2 separate regions of the Homo sapiens genome follow, and region 2 is linked to region 1. A link is an interaction called in ENCODE POLR2A ChIA-PET data of the cell type or tissue named here. Cell type or tissue: Panc1. All regions are shown on one strand. Each heading gives the region's core, and the rest is flanking DNA. Links, peaks and the distances in the headings are about the cores only.

Region 1 (5,327 bases), core at 326-5,325:
CACTTAAGATAGTCCCTGAACTATCAAGCTTACATTTAGGCTAGGTCTTATTATATATCCCAGGGATGTAGAACAAGCTGAAACATGCTAAAAACATTGGAACAAAGCACAGAGAAAGGATGGAGCTTCTGCCAATATTTTAGGAAGCCTAAAAAAAAAAAAATGAAAGAAACTGGGAGTAAAAAAGGGGCTATAGTGTAGAAATTATTTCTAAAAAATAAGTACAGTCATCCCACAGTATCCATGGGGGATTAGTTCTAGGATCCCCCAAAAGATAACAAAACCCAACATGCTCAAGTCTCTTATATAAAATAATGTAGTATTTGCATATAACCCACTCGCATTGTCCTGTATACTTTAAATCATCCCTAGATTACTTATAATACCTAACAGAATGCCTACACATCACTTCATCTGTGTAGATTCAATGTAGTACTCAGCATGCCACAAATTCCAGGTTTTTTTGGAACTCTGTGAAATTTCTTCCTGAATATTTTCAATTCACGGTTGGTTGAATCCAGATGCCAAACCCATGGATATGGAGAGCCAACTGTACCTCGTTTAATGAAATGTTCTTTAGCAAATGAATGATATTTATTGGCCTAAAAAGGTAAAGGTACCACAAATATTCTAATGCCTTGGTCACTGGGCATAATAAATGCCATGGCAGAATCAATACTATGGCAGAATCCTAAAAAGACATGTATTTAAGTAAGAGGAAGACTATGTCACTATAATCTTTCTGTGTGAAAAAACGAAGTAAATAGAGTTATATTTTAGCGGTGGGAGACTGACAAGAAATGATAGAGCTAAAAGACCTTAGAAATTATTCAAAACAAAACCATCCATATGAACTCCACTTCCACCCAAGTCCCAAGTAAGTCTTTTCTCCAAAATAACATCAAAATAAATTCCTTCTAATCTAGTACAATCTGAATTTGTTCTATAAGACACCAAAATAATTTGTTCCTTCTTGAGATCCAGTGGAAGAAACAAAACAAGCACATATACTGGAACTACCAAAACTCTCGACACCAGACAAGTACTCTAATGGAGTTGATAAAAAGGACTTAAATGAACTCTAATTATAAGGTGTCAAGAGAATATGTATTATTTTTTATAACAATAAATGACATAAATGGTAGGTCCAGATGGATCCAGGTTTGATGAACAGCATGAAGCACTGAGGAACCTGCTGGAATAGTCTGACCACAGCCACCTTCAAAAAGAACCAGGAGACTGGTGGGGAGGGGTCTGTTTTTTTGTTTTTTTTTTTTTAAATTTGCTTCTTTTTACTTTTAGATGGTACATGTGCAGGTTTATTAACTAGATATATATTGCATGATGCTGAGGTTTGGAGTACAAGTGATCCTGTCAACCAGGTAGTGAGCACAGTACCCAACAGTTTTTCAACCCTTGCTCCCCTCCCTCCCTCCCCCTTCTAGTAGTCCCCAGTTTCTACTGTTGCCATCTTTATGTCCGCGTGTACCCAACGTTTAGCTCCCACTTGTGAGAACGTGTGGTATTTGGTTTTCTGTTCCTGCGTTAATTCACTCAGGATAATGGCCTCCAGCTGCATCCATGTTGCTGCAAAGGACATGATTTTGTTCTGTTTTATGGCTGCACCTACTCTAGTTTTAAACTAGAACATGTACTTTGACTACTGCCCAGCTAGGAACTACAAAGACCACCACACTAATCTAGGTAGAGTTAACAGCCTGAGTTTATAAGGCTAAGGAGAGAAAGAGGTTTAGCCATCCCAGAATGGTGACCAACAGGTGGCGCAAGAGCTTAAGGGGGTGTAGTGGGAGGTTAACAGGGACAAAAGGAAGATTGCCTTTCAAACCTGGGAACACTCACCATACTTTGTCTCAAAGTGGGGGCTCAGGCAGAACTAGTGAGAGTGGCCTCCTCACAGCACGGTATGTCTGTGATGGACTCTCCTCAAACCAAGACACTGGGAATCATGTCGCAAATAATTTTGGCATGATCTCATCAATCTGATGCAAGACTTTCCTATATTAAAACCAGAAAACTAGGAAGAAATCTGATATTGTGGCCTTGTCACACGTCTAAACACAAAGATATTAGACCTGGTGTTCCCTACCTGAACACAGCAAACTTAGCAAAAACAGAAATGAGTCCTAAAGAACTAGGAGCCATCCATGTTTGGACCACATGGGTTGGTGTTAGAGAACTGCTAGAACAAGTCCCAAAAGTCTCTACCAAGATTTATGACCTTCCTTTTCTTCACTAACTTCCCCACTGCAATTATATACTACATGGGGCATATCTCTTAAAAAGAAAAAAAATTCACTGTATTTCCAGTTTTCAAACTACGTCCAAAGACTACCTACATAATATAATCTAAACCTACACTACATAGGTAGATTTCTAGCTATGGAAGGGAAAACGCTATGTTGAGTGGAGATCTGCCCTTAAACACAAGTATAGCTCCGTTCTTCTATTCTATATTCTGGGATTGTGTGTGTACAAGATTTTCTTTGGGGAAGGGGGACTGGGAAAGGGTTCCACTTCTAAAACAAATTATGAAAACCACTGAACTAGAATTTTTAAGGTTTGTGTGGTATGAAAAAAAGCATTGGTTCTTTTAAATCACTACTAAGTAGCTCTACACGGCTCTAAGAAAGTCTCCAGTTCCCTACACCAGAGCTATAAAATAAAGGAGGTGAATGAAATAACTTCTCCAAAGATTCTGTCAAATCCCAGGTTTGCAATACTCCTTCAGCTAAGAAGAAAAAAAAGTTTCAGTGAATACTCTCTTCCTCTAGCACCAGAAAACTTACAAAAGAGTATCAGATTTTCCAGTGTTTTTCACTAGGAAAACATGATCTCAAAGCTACAGAATACACATGCTATTTACAACATTATTATTTATGCTTCAAAATCTGTCCTCTGACACTAACACTTTAAAGCAATCTTTTTCTGTACTATCTTGAGAGTAAGCACAGAGAATAAGTCAGAAGGCATTTAGAGAGATGTCATTTGTTCCAATAAAAATAATGTAATGTAGGAGGTTTTCTATTAAGCCTATTCCTCTACTTCACAGTCTAATGTGAGTGATTAATATTCAACTTTTCTTTCTAACACTCCAGGGTGAGCAAAGTAAATTTTCTGTGTCATATTATTCATTTAAATGGTGGTTTATCATAATTTCTAAAAATTCTAAGTAGCAACTACCTCCTAGGATTTATTCTCATTACAGCATTTAATTATTTTAATCTAAGACAATTAAGATATCCCTTCAAAACAAAAAACAGCCCATGTTACACTACATAGGTAGATCTCTAGCTAACATACTGCTCTGATCATCAACCTTTTTATGAAAAGACTGAGCTCCCCTCTGCTCACAAACTAGAGCCTAAAATTCTTGGAAGCACTGACATACTTGTTTAAAAAAAAAATTATTTTTTTGCCTGGTTCATTTTCTTCAGACATACTTCTTAAAATGTTTGCTATAAGATCAATTATAACTTTCTTAGAAAAACACCAAATTCAACTATTATGTTTTTCTTTTATAATAATCTAAATTTTTAGCTCAATAACTGCAGTTCTTTGCTACAATTAGTTTATTGCAAAATGTTAAGCTTAGAATTTCACAATCTTCTAAGTAAAATCCAATAAAACAAATCAGAATAACTACTGTTAAATAAGAATAAATAGCCATATAAAGGGAAAGTAGGTTCATGAGTCTTTTATGGATTCAGGTGGCAGGAAAATGGTCTGCAGCAGATCTAAACTCGGTAAGTTCTATTTGGTGACATGAATAGAACCAGTAAGCCTTCTCTCAAAGTAGTTGCTAACATACAGCACTCTCACCAACTTTCCATTTGAATGAGAATTTTCTCCACTGAACCTTTACATTTTACTTAGGTAGTTGATAATTTATCAACCTATACATTTTATAATAATCTGTAGATACAAGTTACAAACTAATCTTAGGTAATAATGGAACTGCCAGGGAAAAACCTCTTTCAGAAAAGTGGCTTCTACCTGCCAGTTTGGTATAAATACTTCACTTACTAGCCAACAATAAATTATTTGCTTGTCTAAAAAGCAACTTATTCTAATTTTTGTTCCTGACATCCGTTATAAAATGAGTGAAGTAAAGAAGTACTACATTAAAACCTACAGATGTAGCTAGGAAGTTTCTTTACAAAAAACTAAAGGACAATATGGTATTGACAATCTTATGAACATTTTAGAATTCTTAAAAATAAGAGAAATGGTTAAAAGGAATCTTAAAAATACTATATAAGTTTTATATGAAAAAAAGAGATCACCTAGCCCGTAAATTTAAAATATATACTTTACTCTTGTCTACTCTTAAGAATGGTTTGCCATTACAACATGAGAAATGTCTTTTAGTTTGGTAACTCTATGTATTCCAATAATAGAAAAACTTAAAAAGAACACTATTTAATTAGACTGACACCTACCTGTGCTTTCTGAAGCAGTTCAATTGTAAGAGAAAGCCAATCAGGAATGAGTTTCTCCATTTCCAGACTAACCATGGCCAGAGCAAGCATGGATCCTCTGAATTGCAGAAGTTGGTTGCAGGCCATACAGTGAAGTAGTTGCTTGGTAAGGACTGCCAAATGTTGAGATGGGCTCAATTTGGGCAAACTGAAAAGTAACTGAGGCCTAGTTGACACTGCAATGGCATGGAACTGAAAATCACAAGAACATCATTTTAACTTTATTTAAATATCTGGGAAATTACATATAGAAATTGATGCAACCTATTCAATTTCTTTTTTTTTTTTTTTTGAGACAGAGTCTCACTCTGTTGCCCAGGCTGGAGTGCAGTAGCATGATCTCAACTCACTGCAACATCCGCCTCCTGGATTCAAGCAATTCTCCTGCCTGCCTCAGCATCCTGAGTAGCTGCGATTACAGGCGCCTGCCACCATGCCCGGCTAATTTTTGTATTTTTAGTAGAGACAGGGTTTCACCATGTTGGCCAGGCTGGTCTCAAATTCCTGACCTCAAGTGATCCGCCTGCCTCAGCCTCTCAAAGTGCTGGGATTACAGGCGTGAGCCACCGCGCCCAGCCTAACCTATTCAATTTCTAAGTCTGCGAATTAAGCTTCAGTGATATGACATATATACTAATTTATAATTTTTCCTTGGATATCAAGTTTTCTTTTTCCTATTTCCAGTACAAAATAAATGAGTAGGCAATCTATTTTTTAATTTACTGAAAACTACACACTCAAATAAGAAACTAAAAGACTTCAGGTATATTTACAATATGAAGAAAATCCAATGGTGTGGCTGTGTGAAGATCCCAATTCAACTTATCC
Region 2 (5,452 bases), core at 164-5,163, 210 kb before region 1:
CAAGTGTTCCCTTCCTCCTCGGCTTCCCAAAGTGCTAAGATTACTCAGCCTCTGTTTTTGTATTTAGAGTGTGTTTCTTTTAGAAGACATGTATGTGTCTTGTTTTTTTTTCCTATCTGATAATCTCTGCTTTTAATTGATGCATTTAGTCCATTTATATTTAATGCAATTGTTGAATTTATAGCAACCATTTTGCTTTTTGTCTCAGCTCTTCTTTGTTCACTTTTTTCTGTTTCCTATTTTCTTTTTTTTTTTTTCTTTTTTCGAGACAGAGTCTCACTCTGTCACCAGGCTGGACTGCAGTAGCACGATTTCAGCTCACCGCAACCTCCACCTCCTGGGTTCAAGCGATTCTCCTGCCTCAGCCTCCCAAGTAGCTGGGACTACAGGTGCACACCACCAGGCCCAGCTAATTTTTGCTTTTTTAGTAGAGACAGGGTGTCACCATGTTGGCCAGGATGGTCTCGATCTCTTGACCTCGTGATCCGCCTGCCTCAGCCCCCCAAAGTGCTGGGATTACAGGCGTGAGCCACCATGCCTGGCCTCTTTTGGATTTTTTTTATTTAATGTCCCTCATTGGTTTATAACTTATTTATTTTATTTTATTTTATTTTTTATTATTTATTTATTTATTTTGGCAATACATACGGTCTTGCTCTGTCATCCAGGCTGGAGTGCAGTGGCACCATCTAGGCTCACTGCAACCTCCGCCTCCCAGGCTAAAGAAGTGATCCTCCCACCTCAGCCTTCTGAGTAGTTGGGACTACAGGCATTCACCACCATGCCTGGCTAGTTTTTGTATTTTTTCTAGAAATAGAGTTTTGCGATGTTGCCCATACTGTTCTGAAACTCCTGGACTCAAGCAAATCTGCCACCTCAACCCCCGAAACTGTTGTGATTACAGGCATGAGCCATTGCACCCGGCCAGTTTATACATCTTTAGTCTATTTTTATGGTGATTGCTCTAGGGTTTACAATATGCATCCTTATCTTATCACAGTCTACCTTCAAATAAAATTGTACTGCTGCATATATCATATTAGACCTTTATAACAATCTGATTTCCCTACTCTGCCTTTGTCATACCTTTTACTTATACATATGTTATTGAACCCAGCTCCATTGGTATTATTTTTTAATACTTGTATCCTCACTATATGTTAATTCCTTAACATATTCACAATATAATTCTCTTAAAGTTCTTGGCTGCTAATTTCATTGTTTATATCATTTCTGGGCCCATTTCTATTCATTGGTTTTCTTCTGGTTAAGGATCACATTTTCATGTTTTCTTTCATGTCTAGTAATGTTTTTATTGGATTTTCACATTGTGAATGTTATGTTTTTCCTTTTCTTTTTTTGAGATGGAGTCTCACTCTGTCGCCCAGGCTAAAGTGCAGTGGCACGATCTTGGCTCACTGCTACTTCCGCCTCCAGGGTTCAAGCAATTCTCCTGCCTCAGCCTCCTAAGTAGCTGGGATTATAGGCATGCACCACCATGCCCAGTTAATTTTTGCATTTTTAGTAGAGACAGGGTTTCACCATGTTGACCAGGCTGGTCTTGAACTCTTGATCTTAAGTGGTCCACCCGCCTCGGCCTCCCAAAGTGCTGGGATTACAGACATGAGCCACCATGCTCGGCCTTTTATGTTTAAAAACTGTAACATTTTATTCTTTTTTTGTTGTTGTTGAGATGGAGTCTCACTCTGTTGCCCAGGCTGGAGGGCAGTGGCATGATCTCAGCTCACTGCAACCTCCGTCTTCCAGGTTCAATCAATTATCCTGCCTCAGCCTCCTGAGTAGCTGGGGTTACAGGCATGCACCACCACACCCAGCTAATTTTATTTATTTATTTATTTATTTATAGTAGAGGCGGGGTTTCACCACTTTGGCCAGGCTGGTCTCGAACTCCTGATCTCAAATGATCCATCTGCCTTGACCTCCCAAAGCACTGGGATTACAGGTGTGAGCCACCATGCCCGGCCTTGTTGTACTTGATTCTTGCAGGCAGTCAACTTGGTTGGGAATCAGCTTAGTCTTTTTTTTTTTTTTTTTTTTTTTTTGTGTGTGAGACAGTATCTAGCTCTCTCACCCAGGCTAGAGTACAGTGTTGTGGTCATAGCCTCAGTCTCCTGGGCTCAAGCAGTCTCCCAAGTAGCTGCAACCATAGGCATATGCCACCACACCTGGCTAATTTTTTAAATTTTTTGTAGAGATGAGAGTCTCACCATGTTGCTCAGGGTGGTCTTGAACCCCTGGGCTCAAGTGATCATCCTGCCCCAGCCTCCCAAAATGTTGGGATTATAGACATGACCAACCATGCCCAGCCTAGCTTAGTCTTTTTGAGGCTTATTTTTAAGCTTTGTTTGGGAGGGCCTAAAGTACCCTCTATTTTATGACCACTCTGGCCTTACCCCTAGGGGGTGGCCTTTTCTGGGCCCTACTGAGTGTCTCTCAACTTTCTGTAAGTTCCAATTATTATTCAGTTTGCAGTTCCCTGGTAGTTTTTCTTTCCCTGATAATTGTTTTATGTGCCCAACGTACGGAGTCTCACCTTACGCATATGCAGTCTGGTATTTGGCTAGAGACTCAAAATGACACCTATGAATACTTATGCAATCCCTTCTCTGGATCCTTTTATTTTTTTTTTTTTAAGATGGAGTCTCGCTCTGTCACCCAGACTGGAGTGCAGTGGCACTATCTCGGCTCACTCCCGAGTAGCTGGGATTACAGGCAGCTGACACCATGCCTGGCTAATGTTTTTATGTGTTTGTTTGTTTGGTTTTGAGACAGAGTCTCGCTCTGTTGCCCAGGCTGGAGTGCAGTGGCCTGATCTCGGCTCACTGCAACCTCCGCCTCCCGGGTTCAAGTGATTCTCCTGCCTCAGCCTCCCGAGTAGCTGGGTGGCACGCACCACCACACCTGGCTAATTTGTTTTGTTTTGTTTTGTTTTTGTATTTTTAGTAGAGACGGGGTTTTGCCATATGGGCCAGACTGGTCTCAAACTCCTGACCTCAGGTGATCTGCCCTCCTCGGCCTCCCAAACTGCTAGGATTACAGGCATGAGCCACCACACCTGGCCTGCATACTCTTTCTCTCTGATAACTTGCCTTATAAATTATTGTTGTCTTGACCTCCCCAAAGTCTGATCTGTGTCTCCTCATTTCAGCGAGGCTATCATACTCTGTTAGTAATCCCTTTTCTTGTACTGTAGTCCAGAAAGCCAGGGAAGCTGGAGGGCTCACTGAATTTGTTTTCCTTCTCTCAGTAATCAAAATTCTGCATGCCTGTTGTCCGATGTCTGAAGATAGTTGTTTCATATATTTTGTCTAGTTTTCTAATTTGTTTTTATTGCTGGAAGGCTAATGAACTACCAGTCATGCTATCATGATCACAGCAGAGTCAGACTGAAGTTTTATTAAATTTTTTTGAGCCTTTATCTCTATTAGATACAATGTTAAAAGCTTTATTTGCATTGTTTTATCTAAACTTCATATAAACCCCACAAATTTGCAGTACTTTTTTTCTTATTATAGACACATAAACTGAGAGTTATGAAGGTTAAGAAACTTGCCCCAAGTCACAGAGCTGGTAAGTCATGAGCCAGGAGCCAGACCTATCTGATTCTTCCCCTTCGTTAAAAAGATTACCTTCCCATTTAATATTCAACGATTATTTTTGCTGATTATAAAAGTAATGCATGATTATTAAATAAATCTTTGAAAATATAAAGATTTATAAAAAGAAAATCTAAAATTCCCATAGTTGCACTACCCAGGGATAGACCTGCTAACATATCTTTCTATTCAAGTTATATATACATATATATGTCTCATATATACACATATGTGAAGGCTAATACTGAGCGTCAACTTGATTGGAATGAAGGGTGCAAAATATTGATCTTGGGTGTGTCCATGAGGGTACTGCTAAAGGAGATTAACATTTGTGTCAGTGGGCTGGGAAAGGCAGACCCACCCTTAACCTGGATGGGCACCATCTAATCAGCTGTCAGTGAGGCCAGAATATAAAGTAGGCAGAAAAATGTGAAAAGGCTAAACTGGCTTAGCCTCTCAGCCTACATCTTTCTCCCGTGCTGGATGCTTCCTACCCTTGAACATCAGACTCCAAGTTCTTCAGCTTTGGAAAGGCTCAGACTGGCTTCCTTGCTCCTCAACTTGCAGACAGCCTGTTGTGGGACCTTGTGATCGTGTTAGTTAATACTACTTAATAAACTTCCATATATATATATCTATAGATATCGATATCGATATCTATATCTATATCTATACCAAGTCACAGAGCTGGTAAGTCATGAGCCAGGATCCAGACCTATCTGATTCTTCCCCTTCGTTAAAAAGATTACCTTCCCATTTAATATTCAACGATTATTTTTGCTGATTATAAAAGTAATGCATGATTATATCTATATATAATATATATAGATATATATAGATATCTATAGATATATATAGCTATATATATCTATAGATATATATATAGATATATATAGCTATATATATCTATAGATATATATAGATATATAGATATATAGATATCCCATTAGTTCTGTCCCTCTAGAGAACCCTAATAAACCATATAAGCAACATAAAGATATTATTACATATGTGCGAATATATATGTATGAGTGTATATATGTGTGTGTCAGAGTTTTTTATCTGTATTACAAAGTTAGGATCCTATGGAATTCTATCATACATTTATCCATACTGTTTTATAACCTGCATTTACCACTTAATAAAGCCTTATAAACATTTGCCTTATAAAATTTTCCGTTAGATATAAACATTCTTTGAGAACAAGAGTTTTTTAGTTTTTATGGCGGAAAATTTCAACCATACTACAAGGAAAGAGAATATCATAATGAACCTTCATGCATTCATTACTTAAAAATTATTAACATTTTCTAATCTTTGAATATAATTTTTAATGGTTGTCTCATATTTTCATGCATAGATGTAGCACTGATAATTTAACCAATTCTGCATTGATGAACATTTGCATTGTCTTTTGTTATTGTGAATAACCCTGTAAAAAGCTCTTTCTGAATAAGTCCTTGTGCAAATACAAAATTATATCCTCAGGATAAATTCCTGGAAACAGAATTACCTGATTAAAGAGGATGAACATTTTAAGGCTTTTGATACATGTTGCCAAAACGCTCACTAGCAAGTTTGTATCAATTTGCTTTATCTCCTCCCATAACAGTGTAGGAGAGTGCCATTTTACCACACTCCCAAACAACTGAGGATTATTCTTCAAACATGTGTTTGCCTATTGGACAGTCTGAATGATACACTGGCATTCTTCCTCCACCACCAGCCACCTTCATGCCTCAAATTAGCTACAGAGAGACTGGCTCTCATAGCAATAAGGTTTACTGGGGGCTGAAAGTCAAAATGAGACTAGAGAACACATTCTTTGTTCTACA

What was found. Peaks named below come from ENCODE experiments on the same cell type or tissue, not always from the same donor. Only the 100,000 strongest peaks of a DNase experiment are listed, where the experiment ranks them.
Region 2: POLR2A ChIA-PET joins it to region 1 with 8 read pairs; 3 of 35 experiments call an interaction of 5 or more read pairs at or near these places.

The regions. Positions count from the first base shown.
Region 1 is chr4:77,050,690-77,056,016 of GRCh38, forward strand. It overlaps CCNI (cyclin I), which reads right to left. Exons shown (of 7, transcript NM_006835.3): 5 at 5,273-5,327; 6 at 4,461-4,691. Among named protein-coding and RNA genes, the nearest start is that of CCNI, 23 kb to the right of the region's middle. In Panc1, for the core only: CTCF peaks have their summits at 1,786 (motif pointing right) and 1,986; no DNase peak of the experiment used is centred there.
Region 2 is chr4:76,840,294-76,845,745 of GRCh38, forward strand. It overlaps LOC124900866 (putative uncharacterized protein encoded by LINC00596), which reads left to right and starts at 1,365. Exons shown (of 3, transcript XM_047416557.1): 1 at 1,365-1,508. The coding sequence starts at 1,365. In Panc1, for the core only: no CTCF peak of the experiment used is centred there; no DNase peak of the experiment used is centred there; H3K27ac peaks cover 612 bases.